Regions from separate parts of the Mus musculus genome. Here regions 2, 3 and 4 are each linked to region 1. The links are chromatin loops, found by intact Hi-C in ENCODE. Cell type or tissue: heart. All regions are shown on one strand. Each heading gives the region's core, and the rest is flanking DNA. Links, peaks and the distances in the headings are about the cores only.

The links. Peaks named below come from ENCODE experiments on the same cell type or tissue, not always from the same donor. Only the 100,000 strongest peaks of a DNase experiment are listed, where the experiment ranks them.
Region 2: it touches region 1 in a loop (2.0-fold over the local background); 4 of 42 quality-filtered maps call a loop at or near these places.
Region 3: it touches region 1 in a loop (3-fold over the local background); 6 of 42 quality-filtered maps call a loop at or near these places.
Region 4: it touches region 1 in a loop (2.7-fold over the local background); 2 of 42 quality-filtered maps call a loop at or near these places.

Annotation. Positions count from the first base shown.
Region 1 is chr17:56,934,081-56,939,897 of GRCm38, reverse strand. Mllt1 (myeloid/lymphoid or mixed-lineage leukemia; translocated to, 1) reads left to right here and starts at 4,510. Exons shown (of 12, transcript NM_022328.2): 1 at 4,510-4,635. The coding sequence starts at 4,624. In heart, for the core only: a CTCF peak has its summit at 3,931 (motif pointing right); a DNase peak (open chromatin) is centred at 4,367; H3K4me3 peaks cover 1,958 bases; H3K27ac peaks cover 1,644 bases; H3K27me3 peaks cover 519 bases.
Region 2 is chr17:56,828,540-56,834,540 of GRCm38, reverse strand. Rfx2 (regulatory factor X, 2 (influences HLA class II expression)) reads left to right here and starts at 3,533. Exons shown (of 17, transcript NM_009056.2): 1 at 3,533-3,658. In heart, for the core only: a CTCF peak has its summit at 3,168; DNase peaks (open chromatin) are centred at 3,310 and 4,700; H3K4me3 peaks cover 2,601 bases; H3K27ac peaks cover 1,294 bases; H3K27me3 peaks cover 1,881 bases.
Region 3 is chr17:56,985,483-56,991,354 of GRCm38, reverse strand. It overlaps Clpp (caseinolytic mitochondrial matrix peptidase proteolytic subunit), which reads right to left and starts at 1,091. Exons shown (of 6, transcript NM_017393.2): 1 at 842-1,091; 2 at 678-749; 3 at 1-61. The coding sequence starts at 1,027. It overlaps Gm33509 (a long non-coding RNA gene), which reads left to right and starts at 1,432. Exons shown (of 2, transcript XR_385672.4): 1 at 1,432-1,646; 2 at 2,817-3,193. In heart, for the core only: CTCF peaks have their summits at 1,976 (motif pointing right) and 2,623 (motif pointing left); DNase peaks (open chromatin) are centred at 1,064 and 1,694; H3K4me3 peaks cover 1,934 bases; H3K27ac peaks cover 1,918 bases.
Region 4 is chr17:57,027,768-57,033,629 of GRCm38, reverse strand. It overlaps Khsrp (KH-type splicing regulatory protein), which reads left to right and starts at 2,123. Exons shown (of 18, transcript NM_010613.3): 1 at 2,123-2,482; 2 at 4,492-4,588; 3 at 5,636-5,674; 4 at 5,774-5,813. The coding sequence starts at 2,231. It overlaps Slc25a41 (solute carrier family 25, member 41), which reads left to right. Exons shown (of 7, transcript NM_175333.3): 7 at 447-858. The coding sequence ends at 634. In heart, for the core only: a CTCF peak has its summit at 1,452; DNase peaks (open chromatin) are centred at 1,709, 2,569 and 3,764; H3K4me3 peaks cover 3,430 bases; H3K27ac peaks cover 2,620 bases.

The DNA of each region.
Region 1 (5,817 bases), core at 818-5,817:
CACGTGTCCTCCATGGGTCTTGCTTCAGCAAAACACCACATGAGTCTGTCTGTCTTAGCAAAACTCCACATGAGTCTATATCAGCTGACATCATTCTGCCAATGGGCCCAAGTCTGAGGGAAGCAGCGAGAAGCCACAGGAACACCACCAGAAGTTTCCCGGTGCATTTCTTTCTTTGGAGTCTCGACAAACGATGACCAATGAGGAATGGCAAGGTGTACCAAGACCATCCTGCATCATCACCATCTGTCGGGTTATATTTATGTTCCTTCTTAATATCATGTGTCCTTTCACGTGTTTGCTTAGCTAAATATCCTTTCACCTGTGTCTGCTTCAGGGAAACACTCCTTCACTTGTCTGCCCCAGCAAAACACCATCCAACACAACTGACTTTCCAAAGAACCCTTACGTTTCCACTTCAGGATCCTATCCATTCAAAACTGTGCTCCATCCTTTCAGCCCGGTGTGCAGGGGAGTCTGGACACCCTGAGAAGCAAAAAGCAGAAGACAGGAAACCACAACCTTTATTCTGGACTCCAGTTCCCCCTTCCTGGCTTGGCACGAAGCAGCATCTGATGCTCCAGAGGGAAAAGGCAGACTTCAGACCCAACCCGTTTGGACTTCACCTTCTCCTCTCTGGGGTGTGGTGTCCCAGTGCATCCAGACACACTGAGGTAAGTGGTGGAACCTGGAACCACAAAGGATCTGGGTACATTTTGTCACTGGGGATTGAACTTTGACGGTTCAAAAGACTCCTGAAATTTGCATTTTCCGCTCCACCTTCCACCTGTGGATCCAGACGGGAATGCTCGGCTGTTCCTGCCTCGATGCCTATGCCCTGCTATGGTGAACTCTAGCCCTCTAAAACTTTATGCCTAATTAAGCACTTCCTTCTGTAAGTTCCCATGGCTGTGGTGTTTCATCATAGCAATAGAGAAGTAACCAACACAGTCCCTGGAAGCTGGAATTACATGTGACTGCAAGCTGCCTGATATACAGCTTGCAACCAAACCCTGGTCCTCTGTAAGAATAGGATGTGTTGTTCATGGCTGACCCATCTTCCCAGGTCCTGGTTCTCTCTTTTGATTGGTAAACTACATTATATAACAGTTCTCTGTTACCCACTCCCATAATACATCTGATTTTAATCGTATGCACGCCCAATTATTCACAGGTATAAAATGGGAAACAGGGGATTTCCCCCTTACAAAACTTCTAGAGGACACAGTTTTGCCCTTCCTGTGCATGCACCCCAAACCAGTTCCGGACGGATTGGCTCTTCTAGTCTTCATCCCCGGCACATTCGGGATGCACCTGAATACAAACTTTCTCAATTTGATTGTCAGCATCTTTGGGGAGGCCTCTGCTCTCATTCAGAGATATGTGCAGAATGATGCAGATGTAGATCATGGACCCAGAGGTTGCTATTGTTTGGAGAGGGGGATGTTTTTGCAAAGCACATTCGGGAAGGAATTCGGCCGGCAAGTGAACTACTGCAAGAAGAGGGTGGGCATAACCCAAAACCAGTCCCAGGGTGCTAAACTGTCTCCTAGGCTCACCAGCCATTCAGGCGAGGGACTTGATCATCCAGCGATTGCTGCCATATACTGAGTTATCCAGAAGCTGGAGAGACAGCTCACACATTACGAGTGTTGGCTGCTCTTGCAGAGGACCCATGTTGGGTTCCCAGCACCCTCTCTGGGCCTTCACAATGGCTTCTGACTCCATTTCCTGGGGACCCAACACTCTTTGTTGACATCCACATGCACCAGAACAGACTGACTCGCAGGCACTAACTCACACACAATAAATTGTAAGTAATTGTTCAGAGGTGTGGCGGCTGTCATCTTGGTGCTGCGGAAGCTGAGGCAGGAGGATAGTTATGAATTTGAAGTTAGGCTGGGGTACAGAGTGAGACGCTGAGTTAAAAACCCAAAATAACTCACATTAACAAATAAGTGTGTGTGGAGGCACATACATTTAATCCCAGCACTTGAGAGCAGAGGATTTCTGTGAGTTTCAGGCCAGCCTGGTCTACAGAGTAAGTTCCAGATCAGCCATGGCTACATAGTGAGACCCTGTCTCCAACAAGACAAAACAGAAAAGTTAAAAACTTCATATAACTAGACAGATAAATAAATAAGTAAATAACAAAGTCACTCATTAGAGATTTCAAAGTGGTGAAACCCCCCCCCCCCAATTACTTTTTCTGTTTTTATTGCTTGGGTTGGGTTTTCTCTGTCTGAAGAGCTCATTCACTGATTTTGTGCCATGAAGTGGTATAAATAAGGACTCAGGACAGGCATCGCCTTCAAAGCTTTTCTTCTGGTTATTGAGATAGGGTCTCACTCTGTAGCCCAAGATGGACCTGAGACTGCCCTGCCTCAGCCTCCAGAGTACTGGTTGAATTGTGTTCCTGGCTTTGCTCCCATTCCACACTAAGTCCATCCCTCCCCAGATTCAGCCCTTACCATCTCACTTCCTGTCTTTGAATCTGACTGCTCTGGGGACCTCCCGGGAGTGGGATCCTGCAGTGTGTATCCTGTGTTTCATGTCACTGAGCAGATGCCAGAACGTCCTTCGTTTGTCTGCGGATAGTCTAGTATATTCTTTTACACTACACTTTTAAATACATCAACACTTGGGCCATTTCCCCATTCAATCTTGAAGTTGTTTTTGTCTTTGTTTTTTAATTTTTGTTTAGGGTGTGGGAGTGCCAGTCATAGCACATAAAGAGTCCATTCTCTCCACTTTAATTTGGGTTCTGGAGGACAAGATCCAGGTCCTTGGCTTATCTCTACAAGACATTATGCAGAAACCGTTCCCTGCCAGCTCTCTTCAGAACCAGACCGTCGGGGGCCTCTCCTCAGTTACATCCGTTTACCTGATCTAGTCTTTCTGAACGATGAGTGAGCCTCAGTCATCGTTAGGGCTAGTTAAACCACTGGTGGCATAGCACCTTTACTCCATGAACAAGGGAGGGCTTTCTCACCACTATCTTGAGGTCACAGTCTTACTGCCTCCACCTCCAAGTGTAGGGGCTTGGTCTGGTACTGCTTGTATTTAGGTGCTAAATTCTGTATCCCAAGGTCTAGTTGCCCCCAAGGAGGAGATCCTCACATACCCCAAGTGATGCTACGTATGTAACCTAGCCTCCCAAGTCAATTAGTCAATAAAAGGCTAAAGCCTGTGACTGGGCAATAGATAGAGGTAGGCAGGTTTTCAGTTACCTGGCTGGAGGTTGCAGGTAGAGAAAGGAGACTAAGAAAGACAGGGAAACTGGAGGAGGCCGCCACGAGAGGAGATGGACCATAAGCATGTGGCCAGGAAAAACAGCACGTCACAAGGGACACATGGGCAGGGATGTAAGTTAGAATAGCTCCAAACTAGTTCCAAACTAGAATAGCTGCACAACCTAGACTTACGGTTTGTAAATAAAATACCTGGATTGTGTGTGTGTCTTTTATTCAGGTTAGCAAAAATTTGTATTGCCTTTTATATCCAAGTTCTAGGATGATAGACATGTATCTCTGCACTTGGCTTATAGAGTCTTGAGGCTAGAACCCAGGGCTTCATCGTTCTAGCAGAGTGCTCTACCAATTATGCCCCAGCCTTGGCCTTCAAGTAAAAAAGTGAAAACAGAGCTGTGGGTGTAGTTCAATGGCGGGAGCCCTGAGTTCAATCCCCAGTTGTCAGTATCCACAGTCTACGGTTGACTACTGACTACCGTTCCTTTCCCTGCGTTGAATGAATGAGACCGCTGATCATTTAGAATGGCTCCGTTTCAGATGTGCACTGTAACAACCACAGAAAGAAGAACCACCTCCGACAAGTTTTTTTGTTTGTTTTTGTTTTTTAAAAGCTTACATTTTAAATGGTGCGTGTCTGTGTGCGAGCGCTAGCACCTGTGTGCAGTGCTTGAGAAGGCCAGAAGAGGTCACTGAAGTCACAGGCTGGTTTTTTACAGATGCACAACCCTAGCCTTTGCAAGGAGAAGTGGGCTGAACCCGCTGGCTTTACAGGATCCAGACCGGTAAACTAACCACCGGCGCTGTCACGCAGGAGCACCGAACATCGCCAGCGCTCCCTCCCTCCGCAGGGCTCGAACTTAAACTCTTAGGGCCTTTTTAGGGACGTCCCCTCTAGAGCCGCTCCCGGGGCGCAGTGCGCAGGCACCGCGCCACGGCCTGGCCCAACCCCTCCACGTGCGGCGCACACCTCGCGCCGCTCAGCAGAGCTCGCCTCGCGCCTCCTTCACTCCCTCCGCCCGCCCCCCTGCGGCGCCGGCTTTCTATTGGCTGACGGCTTCGTCGTTCTGACTGTCGCCCGGCGGGCCCCCACCAGCCCGGAAGTCCCGCCCCACGCGCGGGTCTCTGGCCTTCTGACAGGCTCGGAGGCTTGTCCATCGGCGAGGCCGGGCCCGAGTCGGCGGCTGGGGGCCCGCGGTCGCTGAGCCGCCCGGGCTGGCGGCGGTTTCCGGTTCAGCGCGGCTGGCGGGCGGGCGGGCGGCCCGGAACGGCGGCGGCGGCGGTGCGGCCCCCGACAGACAATGAGAGCGGCGGGGCGTTGCTGAGCGGCGGCAGCGAGAGCGACGCGGGCCCGGGGGCGGGGCGGGCGCCAGTCATGGACAATCAGGTAAGAAGCCTCCGCCCGGGACTGGCCTCCCGCTGCCCTGCGCGGCGTTGTGGCCGGCCCTGCGCGCACACCGCCCCGTGGGCACCGAGTTTGCGCGCGCCCACCCGGATGGGCCCTTCTCCAGCCACTGCGACCCCGGGGCGTCCTTCCCCCATCGCCATCTCGGGATGCCCCTCCTCCACTGTGACCCACGTACCCCTCCCCCATCGCGACCCCAGGTCTGGTGCAGAACCCTTTGGGATCTAACTCAGCACCCCAGTGCCACCCACTCCACACTGGGGAATTCTCTGCCAGCGTAGTGTATCCACACCGCCGCGGCATCTTGAGGGACTCAGCCTGGCTCAGAGCCCCGTGAGACACCCCTTAGAATCCCGGAGTACCCCCTGGGCATCATACAGGAGCTCAGGGCTTCAACACCTTAGGAACTCCATCTCATTCCAGAGTCCCCGGAGGCGCCCCTTAGGAATCCAGTTTACACACAGACTCCTGAAGTGTTTATCAGGATCCCAGGGATTTAGCGCCCTGGGCATCATCACAGCCTGGAACCCTTTGGGATTCCCCTTAGAGCCTTGGTACTACCTTAGCACCCTGGGGATCTCCCGCCTGGTCCACAGCTCTCCAGGAAGACTTTTGGAATCCTATAGCCACTCACAGCACCATGGGGATCCCGTCCTGGCCCCACATCCCCTGGGAAATCATTTAGAATCCCAGTAGAGAATGGAACCCATTGGGATTACAAAGCCACCCAGTCTAGCCGGGAACTCACGTCCCTTATGAATCCAAATCTAGCCAGACTCCCTTCAGAACTCCAGTACACCCCACAGCTCCTGGCATCCTTGTATGGCCCAGAATCTTTGGAAACATGTCTCAGAACTTAAGTGGGTCTTCCAGCCCCTGTGGTCCCTAGCATGAATCAGACTCTGTGGAGAGTCTACACAGAGTCCCCACAGACAGGGCTAGTAACTTTAGGATGCCCCCCCTACATATCCTCTTAGATGCTACACCACCCCAAATAGGGCCTGAGCCTCAATCTTTTTTTGGAAGATTCCTTCTTCCTGGGCCCATGACCCCAAATCTCCCCAAACTCCAGGGAATACCCCCCCCCCAACCAGGTGCTAGCTTCAGGTCTGTTTTGAATGCTCTCTGCCCAGCCACACCCTCTCTCCATCTAAGACACTCACT
Region 2 (6,001 bases), core at 378-5,377, 100 kb after region 1:
ATGCCCTCTGGAAGAGGAGTCAGTGTTCTTAACTGCCAAGCCATCTCTCCAGCCAGCAATTTAGAATAAGACTTTTTTTTTTTTTTTTTTTTTTTTTTTTTTTTTGGTTTTTGGTTTTTGGTTTTTGGTTTTTGGTTTCTTGAGACAGGGTTTATCTGTATAGCTCTGGCTGTCCTGGAACTCACTTTGTAGACCAGGCTGGCCTCGAACTCAGAAATCTGCCTGCCTCTGCCTCCCGAGTGCTGGAATTAAAGGCGTGTGCCACCACGCCCGGCTAGAATAAGACTATTTTTAATATAAAGCTGGGTATTGGTGTCACATCCCTTTAATCCCAGCACTTGGGAGGCAGACTCAAGTGGATCTCTGAGTTCGAGGCCAGCCTGGTGTACAGAGCACGTTCCAGGGCAGCTACACAGTGAAATCTTGTCTTAACTTCCAACGAAAGACTTTAAGCATGATGATTAAGAGACAGAAAGAATTCCCCCTGCACCCCCCGCCACATTTGGGTGCCAATTTCTGTGGAGCGGAGCTGCTCTGAGTCTTCACAATAGTCATAGAATGTGAGTGGGTTCTGCCAAGGACCAGCCTCAGCTTGGAGAGAGGGGTTCTGAGGAAGGGGTGATTAGAAGTGGCAAAAACAAACTACTTGAAGTCAAATTGTGGGTCCAAGTTGGCAGCCTATGCTCTACTCCAGACAGCTTTCCAGCCTGCTTCCTCTCTTTCTGCTTTCTTTTTCCTTTCTGGTCTGCTTTCTCTGGAAATCTCCAGACAGCTCTCTCTCAAGTTCTGCACAAGACAGTTCTCTCTTGCTATTATAAAGTTTTTCTCTGAATAGTTCATCTCTTGCAGATCTGCCTGCCTCTGTTAAGCACAGAGAATAAACCAGCTGGGTGGGACCCATCCTGAAATTACCATTTGTATTACACCTGGGCCTAACCTTGCTCTATTCTAGGCTGACCCTGAACTCAGGTGTTTGTCTGCCTTTGTAAGCATAAACAAAAAGATGTAGCTGGGTGGAATCTCCTTTGATCACCACTCCCTAAATCTCCTTGTCTCCTAGTTTAGTATCTTTCTGACAAGTTGGCTCACAGCACCGCTGTCCTTGTTCCTTTAGATTCTTGAAGCCCTTCATGTTTCATATTGCATCCTTATATTTTTTGATATCTATATTTTTTTTCTTTTTGAGAAATTATATATTTTTGAACTCATGTTTTTAGGGTTCTTTTCCACAGCCTTAAGGGTTGTCTTGAAGGTTCCAAGGCTCACCATTTATGATACATTAGCCTCATCTTTACCTCCTGGACTTGTATTCTAACTACCATGGAGTCATTAACAGTAACAGGCAGGACACTCCTTGAAGGAAGGGCATAAAATGTGTACACTGTTATCCAAAGGAGCCCTACACCCAAAGCGGCCATTGACATTCTAGTAGGCCCATGCCCAATGGCCCTGTCCCAGGGGCAGGAACCATGTCATTTTGTCCCCACCAAGGCCATGCAGGACCTGGCAGATTCACAGCTCTTGTCTTCCAAAGGGGTTTCTGAGAAACCCAAGTAAACTCACAGGTGAATCCTGGATAGTTGACATGGAAAAAAAACTGGGGGAAAACAAAAAACAAAAAAATAAAAAACCCTGACTCCTGCCTGCCATTGTTACTCTAACATAAAAAACATATGTTTGGAAGAGGGGAACAGGGCTTTCTGCCAAGCCGAATGATCCTTGGAGGACACAGGGGAAAGGCAGAAAGTGTTCACAAGTTGTCATCTGATCACATGTGTATCATATCATGTACATATCACATCCTAAAGAAATAAATGTAAAAATACTAAAACTCTATGTAAGGAGTGAGCCAGCTGTATCGTCAGCGAGTGAGAGGCTTAGAACTCTGAGGTGTGTGGCTGAGATGAGAGGTTCTCTTTCCTTCCCATCCACAAGTGTCCCAGGTCTAGAAACCCTCCTGCACTTCTTTCCACAGTCTCCTTGCTAAAGACCAGGTTTCCAACCCATGAGCTCTGGGGACACACTTCTCAGTCTCTAAAACCAATGAGTTCTGAAGGGCCACAGTTTGGTCCAAACAGATTCAGGCTCATTCATGCATAGCCATTTGCCTCCATGATAGTTACAGTTGAGTCTATGGGACTGGGTCTCTCAGCACGGGGGTGGGGGTGGGGGTGGGGGATGGGGACCGGACACTAGCTTTGTAGTGTAGGCAGCCAACAAAGTGGTGTTGTGGCACCAGGCTTCCAGTTGCTCCAATATATTTATTTTGGAAACTCCAGTCCTAGAGGCAGCGTCTACTGCCTTTCTCGCGGCCTAAGTTCAGGATTTCATGAGTTAGACTGTGCACAAATGCTTGGTGGCACCTGCCTCTCACCCTAGTAGTCAAGGACCTAAGACAAAAAGAACATTAACTTGGACTACATAGTGGGAATCTAGTCTAGCTTGGACTACTTAGCAAGACCCTGACTCACCGCTTTGGGCACATAAGCCCAAATTACCCATGTTCACTGGTGCAATTGGACGTTCAATGAATGAATGAATGAATGAATGAATGGAGCTATGGTCTGACAGCTCCTCCGCACTTGGGTCTCTGGGTTTAAACCTTTCCTTTTGCGTTAACTTTTCATTCTGTTTGTGTCATCCCACCAAAATATAAGCTTTATGAAGAGTCCACATTGAGACCTGTATATATATATGAACCAGAGAGGACAGAGAAGCGAGATGGGGTGGGTGAGGAGTTGTCAGCTTAGCCAGGACTGGTGAACACACACCCATCATCCCAGCACTAGGAGATGGAGCCAGGAAAATCAGGTGTTGGAGGCCAGCTTAAGCGGTGTAGTGAGTGTATACAAGACACCGGCTCAAAAAAAAAAAAAAAAAAAAAAAAAAAAGGAGAAGCGCTGGAGAGGAGGCTTCTGCTCTTGCAGAGGACCCGGGATCGGTCCCTGCTCAATTAGGCGGCTCATAGCAGACGGTCACTCTGGTTCCAGGGCGATCCAACGCTCTCTTCGGGTCTTCATGCGCATTGCATGCACACGCATAGACAACAATCTTTAAAAAAAAAGTTTTCAGTTTGTGGACCATGAAAGAGCAGGCGCAAGGCCAGAGTCTGCTGCTCCCCTTAGACGGTGAGCGCCTCCGGTCTAGCGGAATCACCGTAACTCCGCAAAACACGCACTGCCACCAGTGGGCCCTCGCGCACCTCCTTAGAGCCAACCCTTCCCGGGAGCCGCGCGCCTCCCGCCAGGCCCCGCCCTCCTTCTCAGCGATTGGCTGGTATTCTACCCAAGGACCTGCCCCTTCACCTCTGACGGGCACTATGAAAGCCAATGGGGAGATCGCCCGCCCTCCCCGAGGCCGTTGGAGGCGGGCATGGGCGGGCCGTTGGAGGGGGCGGGGCGTGCAGCTTGGTAACCGTTGCCGGGCGCAACGCCCCGCCCCGTGAGGGCAGCGCGAGGCTGAGGCGGGCGGGCGCCTGCTGCGGGCGGGCGCTGCGGGCGGGCGGGAGGGCGGCGGGAGCCGGAGGAGGAGCGGCCGGCGCCGCCACCGCCGCCGCCATAGAGACTGTAGCCGTGGAGACTGTTACTTACCAACGCGGAGCGACACGCAGCGGCCGACGCCGCGGGAGCCGCTACCGGAACTCCCTGCCGAACTCCAGGTGAGCGGTGCGGGCCGGGGCAGGGGGCGGTGGCGGAGGGGGGGGGGACCCCGCTGGAGGGGGGTCGCGGGGGCGGGCGCGGCCGGACCCGGCGCCCCAACTTTGCAGACGCCAACCTCATCCAATCCTGATAGGCGCCTCTGATTTGGGGGAGCCCTGGGCTGGGTGGAACCCCTCTCACACTCTCAAAAGTTTGTAAAGTGAAGCGATCTCTTCTCGCCTTTGACGCACTAAATCTGACTTTGAGGAGCGGGGACTCCAGAAGACCCCTCCTTGTCTCTTACTCCACAACACCTGAAACTCGGAGGCGCCCTCAAACTAGTCAGTCCTCTCTTTGACTACTCCCAAAGCCTGAATTGGAGTTGCCCCAAACCCGCTCCTTGCTGTCATCCCCCTAAAACCTGAGTTGGGGGCTCCCACAGAGCCAGCCATTCTCGTCCAAGTCTGAAAACCCAGAGGCACCGTCTCCCTTTTATACTTATGAAATCGGGGTTCTGGCTTTTATCCATGTACTTAACTCCGAGGGTACTCTTCTGCTTGCCTCATAGTTCTGACCCTCGGGTTTCCTTCTTGACTTAGGATTTGGGGGCTCCGGCACCGTTTTCTTGTGCTTTGACCAAAATAGTCACTGCGTTTGTTCTGTTCTGGAAGGAACTCCTCCCTTCGCGTTTTCTTGCCCATCCCAAATACCCCCGGCGCCCCAAATCCTCGGACCACTCTCCCCTGGAACCCGACACCGCTGCGTTTGGGGGTCCTTTACCATGCCGCTCCGGGAAGCTCAAGCGCACCCATAGCGTCCTCTTTGCCGAGATCCCCAATCTAGAAAACTTTCCCGAAGGAAAATATTGTGTGAACCGTTTGTAGGAAGATCCAGGAGGCCGGGAGAGTGCGTGCGCAGCCCTCCTGTGCACAGGCAGCACATCCCAAAACACCGGATTGTCTTCCTCGCCCCTTTCCATGGGTCATATCCGAGTTCGCAGTTGGGATTCGCTAGGGCTGCGGTTGTTTCCTTGGACCCTAGAGAGCTCGGTTCCGGACAGAGCCCCCTAGGGTGGCGGGGAGGGGAGTTGGGGCGGGGAACGCACCAAGAAACAGCTGGGACCGCTGTCTCTCCTGAGACTTCACCCCTACTTTAGTACGTCTCCGGAACACTCCGGTACTCAGGTCCCCCAGGAAAAATCCTACAACGATTGAGTGTTAATAAATGTAACTTTATTAGCATGTACATAAGTGTGGCCTTCTCCTGTGTGTATAATGTGTTGTAATCATAACCACCACTCGCCTCTCTTGACCCTGATGACCCCCACTCCTCCAGCCCTGGCTTGCTTCTACTTTTTGCTCCCTTTTTCCTTGAAGGGAACAGAGTTCAGTTGGGGCCACGGCGCAGAGGACAGTGGGTCCCTCCTCAGAAGTGGCCGTCAGGTCCTCGGGAGTCAGATGACTCTTTTCTTATTGTCAAAAGTGATTTGCTTTCCGATTTAAATTTTTACGTGTATTTATTGTGTGTGACTATACTGCACGTGCACACACCCCCGGAGGTTAGAGGACAGATTACAGGAGACTCCCTTCAGCACTTGATCTTGGGAGCTCAGTACACTTGGTGGCAAGAGCCCTTACCTGCGCATCTCCCTGCCAGTGGAATGAGCTTTAAACTTAAAGTGAAGCGAAGACAATTCTAGAACAGTGATGATATTAATAAAATAATAATGACGTAAAACTTCTCTTAAAATGTTTTCCTGTTTGAGTTTTTAACGTCAGCCTCAGCCTGTGAAGGTGCCTGTTTGATGGGACTGAGCTCTGGCTGAGTCCCTGCCGGTCCTCAGTGGAGCTTGGGTTCAGGGACTGAATGGACTAGAAAATCCACCCAGGTGTGGCCACTCATCCACTCCCACTGGAGAAGGAGGGCTCAGGCCTCAGAGAGAGGAATCTAAGGCTGTTAGCATCAGGCCTACCGCCTGTCTGGTGGGTCACTGTGGATACCTGAGCCCCAGGGCCACTACAGGGCTGTGAAGGACTTGTCAACACACTGGCCCTCTAAAATACAGCCTGTCATTCTCTTGCTGCATGAAGTATCCCTGGCACTTTAGACTGTATTAGTAGTGGCATTTTAAAAATCTTTATTATGTGTGTGTGTGTGTGTGTGTGTGTGTGTGTGTGTGTGTGAACATCTGCAACATCTGCATGGGCTATGGTGTGTACATTAGAGATCAGAGGACGACAAGCAGGAGATGGCCCTGAAGATCAAACACAGGTTACCAGGCTTAGCAGCAAGCTCCTTTCTCCTGCTGAGCCCCCTCAGCCTTCCCATTGATAATGAAAATATTCATGTAGATTATCCATATA
Region 3 (5,872 bases), core at 1-5,000, 52 kb before region 1:
TGCTTTCAGACTGTAAGAACAACAGCTGGGCAATGACCAGACTGGCCACACTGTCGTCAATCTGCAGGTGGGGAGAGCAGAGGTATCCTCAGGTTGAAGGTGGGATGGATAGAGGCTTAAGGAGTTGAGGCCCTGGGAACCAGGAATTTCCAGCACAGGAAGAGATGGCTGGGGAAGCCCCAGATAGTGGAAGACCCTAAGCTGGGGACAAGACTGGGACGGAGTGCTCTCCTAGCAGGCAAAAGGCCCTGGGTTTAAGCACTGCCTACACCTGGTCTGGTTTAGGAACCTCATCCCTCCCTCAAATGTCCTGTCAGCTACATGGGGAGTTCAAGGCCAGCCTGGGACCCTGACTCAGAAGACCAAAGGATAAACTGAAACAAAGAATGGCTGACAACAGCAGACTATGGTAAGAATGCACATTTTACATTCCAACGTTTGGGAAGCTATGGCAGGACGATGGAAAGGTAGGGGCTAGCCTGTACTACAAAGCAAAAATTTTGCTCAAGTTTTTTTTTTTTTTTTTTAAAGAATGTTTAAGGTCAGGGTCTAGGGCCTAGGGTCTAGGAGGTCACCAAGGATGAGGGGGAAGAGGGGGTTATATGACACAGAGCTTGACAAAGGATAAATGTTGGTGAGACAACAAGGTGTGCCCGGGAAGGACCGGGGTCGCTCACCGGGCCCATGACGCACACGATGCGTTCCCGCAACAGCCTCGAGTATATGTCATAAGCGCGCTCGCCTCGACCCTTCGTGGGAAAAGAAGATGTGAAAGGTCATCCTCCCTTGCACGCCGACCGACTACAAGCCTCCGCGCCATGTCCCCATCAGGTCACCGTACCGTCTGCTCCACCACTATGGGGATGAGCGGGAAAGCTCGCGTCGCAGTTCCATGCAGGCTCCTCCGCAGGGGTGAGCAGCTCACAGCAGTCCATGGCGGGGAGAAATGCACGGCAAGGCGAGACAACAGAGCGCGACATCCGTCCACAGCCACCCGGGCCTCCCCCAGCAGCACTCTGGGCCACATGACGACGCGCACTCCGGCTTGGCTTCCGGAACTACAACACCCGGCGTGCTTTGCGGGAGTCACTGGCTCATCCACTTCCGAGAACAGAATAAGCGGAACTGAAGAAGGCGGGGATAAGTCTGTGGGTGGGGTCCTCGTTAGAGGTAGGCGTTCGAATAAATAAGAAAAACCCGCGTATTAGTCCCATGGAAGTTCTCGGACGAGGTTGCGCTGTTCCCGGTGCCCACGCGGGAAGAAGCTCACGGAGGTGCTCACCAAAGGGTGAGAAGAGGCTTAGGGGACGCACCAGCCCACCACCATCGTCCCGCAGCAATCAGGTCCACGTGCTGGCCTGTAACCAATTGATCTTCCAGAACTACAATTCCCAGCTGCTTTGCGACCCCTGACTCCCGTATAGGCTCGCTAGAGAAAGGAGGAGAGTGTCTCTGGGACAGGACTTAGACCAGGAATCGCCAGGGGATTTATTGAACAATGTAGTTTAGGGCATTGTGAACACTGAGATAGGAGAGGAGGCCTGGATCTTGCCACAAGTTCTGGACGTTCGCTACACCTGTATTCGTTTTCAGAGGGCGTCCAGCTTTCTAGAAGCGTTCCTTTTTTGTCCAAGTAAAACTGGAGGGTAGGTAGACAGTGCCTACTGTCCATGTGCATGGTCCTATACCTTGAGAAATACTGTGCCCGCCATCTCGATCTGTCGCCGTAAGACCAAGATTCTGGGAGCTCCCCCCACCGCCATACCTGCCTCGTCTGTGCCTACGTTGCAGCTGGAGGCTCTTGGAAGAGGTGAAACTGAGCCATTGAACCTGCGACAGTCAGGCAATCACCTCTGCATTCATCTTCTTTGTCTTCCCTGCAACTCTTTTAAAAAAATAATATAGATATAGATATTTAGATATAGATTTATTTATTATTATTCATAAGTACACTGTAGCTGTCTTCAGATGCACCAGAAGAGGGCGTCAGATCTCATTAAGGGTGGTTGTAAGCCACCATGTGGTTGCTGGGATTTGAACTTAGGACCTTGGGAAGAGCAGTCAGTGCAACTCTTTTTAGCAGCCACACTTTTTCCCACGTGTCACTCCCCTCTGCCCTGTGCTAGGCTCCTTTACAATACATCTGTATCGGGCTGAGACATCATGCTCTGCTACCACCTCAGGCACATTCTGGAACTTTCTTAATTGTCGCCTGATGTAAGCATTACTTAAAGCGGTTGCCATGTTCCCTGAGGAAGATACACTTGCGTAACTGGAGACTTGTACCTTTAAATTGCATAAAAGCCAGACATGACCATCAAAAGCCAGAGATGTTTTTCCCTAGAGCTCTCCAAACGACACAGGCTCTTGTCATTACTCTGGGTTGCTCACCATAATTAGATGACAAGACTCAGTTGCTGAAGACACCAGTCACTTTGGTGTCTTCATGGGTCATGCAGAAACCAAACTGGAATTGACCTGGAGATTTCCTCCCAGCTGATTCAATTTCATAGTACCAGAAGGTAACATTTGGTCTGGATAAGACCACTTATGACAAAAGTCATAAGTGGTCTTATCCAGGGGTGGACCTCGAGTGCTGCAACTCCATCTGGTGGCAAGATGTGGCTGCTGGTGCACTGGTGGCATGAGAGCTATGGTGAACTCAAGGCTGCTCTGCAGGAGGGGACCACGCTCAGTGCTATAACCTGACTAGAGCCCACACTCCAAGGTTACACAACAAGGAGAGAAACTTGCCTTCCGTTGCTCTGCCAAATGGTTGTGCTGTGAAACTGCCTTCTGAATATTTGTCCCCATAGATTGCCGCTCTGGGCCCTCGTCAGAGATGCTTCACTTTGCAGCAGGAAGCGGGAAATTCAGAGGCTCTCAAGTCCGAATGCAGAGGAAGAACTGGCTACGAGTGCTTGCTCTAAGAGGGGCAAGAGCTGTGAAAGGTTGTCTAATGGATGTCTGGTGGCCATCATCCTTGTGACCTCACAGCAGCTGGACAAGATCAACCCAGCTAGATCAGCCAGTGTCCCAGCAGGCAGCAGTTCCTGGACTCCATGTGTTACAGAAAAGGGACATGAAGGTGGGAGGAGGCTGTGCCAGGAGTGTTGGGAGGAAGAGCAATAATTCTGAGTAAACACTTGGTATAAATGTGTGAAATTGTTAAAGAATAAAAGATAAAAATAGCCGGGCGTGGTGGCGCATGCCTTTAATCCCAGCACTTGAGAGGCAGAGGCAGGCGGATTTCTGAGTTCAAGGCCAGCCTGGTCTACAAAGTGAGTTCCAGGACAGCCAGGACTATACAGAGAAACCCTGTCTCACCCCCCCCCAAAAAAATAAAGAAATAGTCCAGATGTGGTAGTGTACACCTTTAATCCCAGCACTCAGGGAAACCCTGCCTTGAAAAACCAAGGAATAAATAAATAAGCCGTTAAAAGAAAAACAAGCCAGGGCATAGTGGTACATACCATTTTTTTTTCTAGATTGTGTGTGTGTGTGTGTGTGTGTGTGTGTGTGTGTAGCCCTGGCTGTTCTAGAATTTGCTCTATAGAAGACTAGGCTGGCCTCAAACTCAGAGATCTGCCTGCCTCTGCCTCCCAAATACTAGGATTAAAAGGTATGCACCACCACGCCCCACTCTGCAGTGTACCTCTTTAATCCCAGCACTCAGGAAGCAGAGACAGGAGGATCTTGTCTCTGTTTGATGCCAGCCTGATCTATATTGGGAGTCCCAGAGCAGCCAAGGCTACATAGAGAGAACATGTACCAAAAAAATCAAGCAAGCAAACAACCCCCCCCCCAATGACAAGTATTTTGTTGATTTTGAAGGTTTGTTGTTATTTTTAATTGTGGAAGTGTGAATGTAAAGGTGCTGCAAGGGGCCGGAAGGAGATGTCAGATCTCCTGGAGCAGAAGGTACAAAAGGTTGTGAGCTGCCTTATGTGGGTTCTGGGAGTCAAAAACCCAGGTCCAAACAAGAATAGCAAGCGCTCTAAGCTGTTGTGCCTCTCACTCTATGCTCAGGTTAGCCTGGAATTCATGGCGATCTTCCTGCCTCAGCCTCAGGACTACTGAGGCTGCAGCACCAAGCTAGGCTCACTGCTAATAGGTCTATTCCTTTTTCACATAAGTGCCTTTGTCTGTCCGGCAATTGGATCTTTCTAGAATGCAGTAACTATCTTTTCCTTGAAATCCTCTCCTCCTCCTCCTCCTCCTCCTCCTTTAAAGAATTATTTATTTTATATATGTGAGTACACGATAGCTGTCTTCAGACACACCAGAAGAGGGCATCAGATCTCATTATCCCATTACAGATGGTTGTGAGCCACCATGTGGTTGCTGGGAATTGAACTCAGGACCTCTGGAAGAGCAATCAGTACTCTTTTTTTTTTTTTAAATATTTATTTATTTATTATATGTGAGTACACTGTAGCTGTCCTCAGACACTCCAGAAGAGGGAGTCAGATCTCGTTATGGATGGTTGTGAGCCACCATGTGGTTGCTGGGATTTGAACTCCTGACCTTCAGAAGAGCAGTCGGGTGCTCTTACCCACTGAGCCATCTCACCAGCCCGCAATCAGTACTCTTAACCACTGAGCCCTTTCTCCAGCCCTTGAAATCCATTTCAACCAAGTTGAAGTTCTGGGGAGGGGGTTCTGGAAAGGAGTTGGAGTCTGCTTTCTATTCTTCAAAGAGTTATACAATTTCCTCATTTGGTGATTTTTGTCTATTTGGGACAGGGTCTCTAGGACAGGCTGGCCTGGAACTTCCTATGTTGCCAAGGCTGGCCTCCTTTTGGGGGGTTGGGTTGGCAGACATGAGCCACCATGGCCTTTCCTTTGAATGTAGTATTTAAGCTAATTAAGCTTATGACAGTGTAGTTTACACAGAGAGTACCCAGGGAAAAGATGTGATCAACCTTAAGGAACACAGGCCAAGACTACTGAAACCAGATTCAAATCTACAGATGTCAGCTGTGCCAACTTACTGGTTTTGAAAGTGGAGTTATGTAACATGACACTAGTGGGGCATTGGCTCATCCTTGTCCTGTGGGAATCAATTCTCCGGGCAAGACAGCCACCGCTGCTGTGAGAATCTCAGCCCACTATGCTGGCTCAGACCTGTCATCCCAGCACTAAGGAGGTGGAGACAGGAGGATCAGTAGTTCAGGGACAGCCTTAGCTACTTGATAGCCTGGATAATAGGATAATGAGAAGCAGAAGCAAAGAAAGAGAAAGAGAGGAAGAAAGAAGGTTGCCTGGACTTCTCCCTAGGAGATGTGAATAGATGTCACTTATCTTGGATAGCACACCTGGAAGCCTTCCCACCCAAGTCTGGCTTGGTGATTAAAGAGTTTATTAGGTGAGTTACAGGATGATCACCTCCCAAGGCATGGGAGGTGGAGGCCCCCACCCACATCTCGGTTGTTGCTATTTGATGCCCCTTGTACTCAGAGACCACGTTCAGTGAAGGTATCAGACCAACAACAATGGGCAGAATGTTATACAACTGTAGCAGTGCAGGAGGGAAGGCTGTGGCAACTTCAGATGGTTTATGACTCTCTCTCCATCCCCTTTTGTTAAAGGACTCTCTCTCTTTTTTTGAGACAAGTTTCTCTGTAGCCCTGGCTGTCCTGGAACTCACTCTGTAGACCAGACTGGCCCGAAACTCAGAGAGCTGCCTCCTGAGTGCTGGGATTAAAGTTGTCCATAGCCACACCCAGCCTTGCAGGTCTCTCTTTGGTTTATTTTTTATTTATTTATTTATTTATTTATTTATTTAGAGACAGGTCTCTTATCCTCCAGGCTGGCCTGCTACTGGCTCCATTGCCAAGGATGACCTGATGATGCCGCCCATTGTCAGGTGT
Region 4 (5,862 bases), core at 863-5,862, 94 kb before region 1:
CCTCTCTATAACCCATTTAGAACACCTTTGCTAAGTACTGAACCCACCAAAGCTTATGCTCACCCCTAATCTAACCCTAGCCCTCAAGTTAACATGCCTATCACCCATCACTTGGAAAGCCAGCCTCAGCTACTTTGAGGCTGGGGCTCAAGGTACAGAGTGTGCCTTATATGCATGGGTTCAATCCCCAGTACCACATGAACTGGGTGTGATAGTGCTGTTATTCCAGTAGGAGGTACATGCAAGGGAATCAAGAGTTCAAAGCTAGCCTCAGCTACATATGGAGTTCTAGGCCAATCTGCACCATATGATACCATGTCAACATACATACATACATATATAACAATAACCAAATGATCTCTACAACATTCCCTCAGTGTGATCAGATCCTTCACAGTGAATCTCACATCATACCCAGTGCTGACCTTGTCTATGTCTATCCCCAGACACTGTGGAGGGCTCCAACCCCACCATGCAGGGAGTCTTCAAGAGGATACTGAGCCAGCAGGGCTGGCCGGGGCTGTACAGAGGCATGACACCCACTTTACTGAAGGTGTTGCCAGCAGGCGGCATCAGCTACCTGGTGTATGAAGCCATGAAGAAAACCCTGGGTGTACAAGTCCTGAGCAGATGACCTGCCCTGAACAAGAAGAGAATGGAAGACCCAGTGTCCCTGAGTCTCAAAAAGCACTCCAAGGCTCAGGCTTTAAGGCCATTTTGGTTTGCAAAAACCACCCAGGACTCGGATTAGAAAAGCGCTGGGAGTCCTCCAATTGGGATTCTGAGTTGGGATTCCAGCCGGGTTTTTGCAGGCTTGTTCAAGAGAAGATGCAGACAATGAATAAAGATAGTTTTGGACGTCTGTGTCTGAGATTAGCTGGTTCTGGGTGGGAGCTGGGAGATGGGGTGTATCGTCTAGGGTGCTTGCCTAGCATTTATGAGATCCTAAGTTCAACCCCCACCCTGACGACTTGGGGATCAGGAGGACCTGAGATTTTGGGGTCCAGGCTAGGAGCTCTAGGGGTCTTGAACTCCGGTAAATGGACCTGGGACTTCTGGGCCCAGGGTGGCAACTGGAAGTTTGGACTCCTGTGGGAACTTGGGGTTCCTTCTTAGTCCAGGGTTGGGAGCAGGAGACTTGGACCCCTGTGGGGGGCCTGGGTCGAGGTTGGGAATAGGCTTGAAGTTTGAGGAGTTGGTGTCATGAGTCTTGGAAGTGAAGGTCCTTTGAGGGAAAATCTTCACCCAATTTCGGGCCACCACTCCCCCCACCCCCCAAGGCTTCGGGCAGGCCACGGGCAAGGCCTCCCCAAGCCAGGCTACTGGGGCGCTGACTTAAGGTCCTGCCCATAGTTCCGGCTGCTGAGCACTACCTCCCACGTCCTCTGCCACTCACTTCTGCTCCCACTAATCCGCTCCTGCCGCCTGGTAGCGGGTTCCACCCCAATGCAGATGCGCTTTCACTGGCTCTCAGCAAGCGGGCACTATTACTTCTGTTACTGCTATTTGTCCACAGAGGGGTCAATCATTGAACGCTTGCCCTTGTCGCTCAGCCATTGGCTCAGAAGTCAGAGGACAAGGATTCTGAGAAAAGTCACGTCCAAATCCAAGCGCATCCTCCAAAATGCTTCGGGGACTGGATCAAATGACTGCCAATCTTAGCAAGCACCGCCTCCTAAGTGTATTCATTAGCTGGTGTTGACGACTATCTTGCCGAGCGCCCGCCCAGCTCATCCCAGAGAATTTTCATAGGCTCCGCCCTCAAGGCCACGTGACTGATCAGAGCCGTCACTCTCATCCTAGAGCCGCCCCGAGAAGGTGGAACTCGCGCTTCATTGGGCCTCCTGACTTCTCGCGTGACTTCCAATTGCCCGCCCAGCGCCAGCAGCCCTGGGCTTATTGAGTCCTATCTTCGTCAGTCACACCGCGCCTCCCGCCCCCTGCATCTTCCGAAGCTCTGACTGGTCGCCCGGATTTACGGCCCACGATTGGCGGGCGTAGAGTGGTAGCCGTATACTACTGGCTGTTCCTCGGCGTCCGTCAAGCCGGTGGCGGGAGGAGGTGCCCCTCTTCCCCCTCCGCGACCCCCCCTCCCCGTCGCCTTCCCAGCCGCTGGCTTCCCATCGTGCTCCGCGGCCGTGTGGAGCGAGGCCTTGTTCCCGCGTTGAGCCGCCGCCGCCTCCGCCTCCTCAGCTTGAAGCCTCCGCACCAAGCCCGTCCCCGCCGCGCCATGTCGGACTACAACACCGGAGGTCCCCCGCCCGGCCCGCCGCCTCCCGCTGGCGGCGGAGGGGGAGCCGCGGGTGCGGGAGGAGGCCCTCCGCCGGGCCCGCCGGGCGCGGGAGACCGGGGCGGCGGAGGCCCTGGCGGCGGCGGCCCGGGTGGAGGAGGCGCGTCCGGGGGCCCCTCACAGCCTCCCGGTGGCGGCGGCCCTGGGATCCGCAAGGACGCCTTCGCCGACGCCGTGCAGCGGGCCCGCCAGGTGAGGGGGCCGCGAGGGCGCGTGCGCGCGCGCGGGGGAGGGGGCAGCGGCGCGCGCGGGGTCGCGGGAGGGTCACGTGGGCGGCGGGCTCGGGGCGGGGAGTCTGGGGCCGTCACGGTGTGAGGGTGACCCTCTGCGTGCGTGTAGTTAAGGGTGCGTTGAAGGGGGGATCTCCGAAAACTAGACTTTGCACTGGACGGTTTCTCTTGGGTACCAGGGCTTGCAGCCTTTGGGGTCCCTGAGACCCACCCCTGTACTTGCACCAGGTCTTCTCTATTAGGAGGGTTGCAGCTTTGGAGTTCCCACGATTTTTTTCCTGGGTGTACTAGAGGATTCCTCTAGGACCCATAAAGGTTGCAGTCTGGGACAGTGTCCCCAAGAGCCACCCCCCGAGCTTGCACCCGTTATTTCCATTCAAGATATAGGGTTTGCATTCTGAGGACCACTCTAAAGTCCAAGACTGTTTGTGATTTGGAGAGGTCTCCTAGTTTTCCAAAGGCCTGAGCTTGAATGTTATGAGGATGTCCCCAAGAATCACTCCTGGGTTTTCACTTAGGCACCCCCTTAGGACCCATGGGGTTCTAGAAACTGAGGCAGATCTGTAAGAGCAATTCCTGAGTTCATGAAGGATGGGGTCAGAGATGCTGTGAGACCCCTCTTTGAACCCTTGGAGTCTTAGGGTCCCCAAGGGCTTCTCAGGGTTTGTAAAGTTGCATCGCAGGATGGTAGGAGACCGCTATTCAGAGACCTGAGGGTTCAGAATATATTAGTTCCCAAGACGGAGTCCTAGGTTTGCACAGGGACTGAGCTTGGCCGTATACTTAGAAAGTGGGGGGGACCCATCTTAGCACACATTTGCACCCGCCCAGAAATTCAACTCCCTTTTAGAGGATCTTGCTTTACACACCATTACTCCTATTTTCAAGTCAAAACAGGTCCCCTGGCCCATTTCTGTACCTTCCCTAGGAAGGGATTTGGTAAGGGGTTGGGAGAGTTCTTTCTGATGAAGAGAGGACCGACCCTTTGTTAGAGAGCCTGGGCTTTGGGATGAGGTGGGGAAGGTGGACACGGGATCCTGCTTTTTACTGTTTGAATTCAAAAGTATTGTCTGTCTTTGGGAACATGCCTTGTTTTGATGACCGCATTTAAGAGTGTTATGTGCTGGTGTGACCTGGCTCAGCCTTGCTCACAACCCCACTCGGGTACATTCTGAGAGTTGGACAGGCCAGGCTTACCACAGATGCTGCTATCCTGGGGTTGTCCCAAGGCCTCCGGCCTAAGGACTGGCTCCTCCCTAGGTGGGAGGACCCATTGAGTTACTGCCCTCTTCATTATCACCTCTGCCTTCCTCCGAGGTGGGATGGGCTTTAGCGTGCCTTTTTTCTGGTCATCCCCCAAATTGTCTTACGAGGCAGCTTCCCGTGGGTAAGTGCTGTCAGTTGAGATGACACTCCCTGTCAAGGGTAAGCACAATTTTTTTTTTTGTTTTTTATAATAGCATAGGCCAGATCCTGAGTTCAGGATTTGGAGTGTGTTTGATGACTTAGGGGTGATGTATATATGTTCTCTGTGTACTTGAAACTCAGTGTGTGCCCCAAAGGGGCTTTTGTTTTGGTCATACTGGGATGTCAGGTGCCTTGAAGGTAGAAACTTGGCTGAGATTTCTCAGGATGATTTTGTAAAGATGTCCAGGGTAAAAGACAGGAAGGTTGTAGGGACCACATTGAAATCCTGTTTGCTGTCCAGGCCACTTGTGGGGGTGGTCCAGGAATCCCTGTCTTCCTTGGCTGCTGTTCCTTTTGCACTTGTGGTCACAGATCCTGACTGTAATGGGGACAGGGAGCCTATAGTTCTTAGAAAACTTGGGAGACATTCATAAAAGCTTCTAGAGTGTCTATGTCTGTGCCCACACTCCTCAAAATCAGGGAGAGCCACTCCAGGCCAAAGCTGGAGATAAACTTGAGAGTTGCTTGGGATGGTAACTCATCTATATTTCTACCTCACCCTAGATTGCAGCCAAAATCGGAGGTGATGCTGCTACCACCGTGAATAACAACACTCCTGATTTTGGCTTTGGGGGCCAAAAGAGACAGCTGGAAGATGGAGGTAACTGCTGGTGGCGGCGGCGGCGGCGGCAGTAACAGCAGCTGGCTCTCACCTGAGAGGGAGGCCTGGGGCTAAGAGTAGCATTTTGTCCCAGTGGGACTTCAAGACAGGGGAGCCAGCCCAGCTTTTTGTCCCATCTGCCACCCTTAAGTATCAGATAGCTAGCACCAGGCAGAGGTGGTGCACACCTTTAATCCCAGCACTTGGGAGGCAAAGGCAGGCAGATTTCTGAGTTCCAAGACAGGCAGGGTTCTACAGAGAAACCCTGTCTCGGAAAACCAGAAAGAGCCGGGTGGTGGTGGCACACGCCTTTAATCCCAGCACTTGGGAGGCAGAGGCAGGCTGATTTCTGAGTTCGAGGCCAGCCTGGTCTACAAAGTGAGTTCCAGGACAGCCAGGGCTACACAGAGAAACCCTGTCTCGAAACCCCCCCCCCCCAAAAAAGAAGAAAACGGAAAACCAGAAAGAAAGAAAGAAAGAAAGAAAGAAAGAAAGAAAGAAAGAAAGAAAGAAAGAAAGAAAGAAAAGAAAAAAGAAAAAAAGTATCAGAAGCTGAGATGAGAGAAGGGCAGGTCGATTGTGACAGGGAGGGTGGTAGGCTCTCAAGACTGTTCCTTCCCTGTTAGAGACCAACACAGGGCACAAGGTAGCTGTTAAGCAGGACATTGGTTTCCTGACTCTAATCTGGAAGAGGACCCTGTGATGTTAATAATGTTTATGTGTGAACTTTGTCAGCTGGGTGGTGGTGGTACACGCCTTTAATCCCAGCACTTAGGAGGCTGAGGCAGTCAGATTTCTGAGTTCAAGGCCAGCCTGGCCTACACAGAGAAACCCTGTCTCAAAAAAAAGAAAGAAAAAGTGAGCTTTGTCACTCTGAGGTGGTGAATGACTTGGGCATGTTGCCCCTTTCTGGGCCAGCACCTTCTAACCCTCCATTTCGGCTGTCATGTGGTAATGGTGACTATGCCTAGAACATGCTGCACCAGCTTTGGGGTTGAGGCGGTGCGGGTGGGTGGTGTCACATCTGACAGACTCTCTCATCCACAGACCAGCCAGACAGCAAGAAACTGGCTTCCCAGGGAGACTGTAAGTCCACTGGGTGTGTGCAAACGGGGCATCATGGGTTGGGGTTGGGGAGCCCAGATAGATGCTAAGCTAGTCTCTGCTTTGGATTTCTTTTCCCAGCGATTGGTTCTCAACTGGGACCCATCCATCCTCCCCCCAGGTAAGCGGAACCAGGGATGCTGGTGGGCGGGGGAAAGGGTGCACTTGTG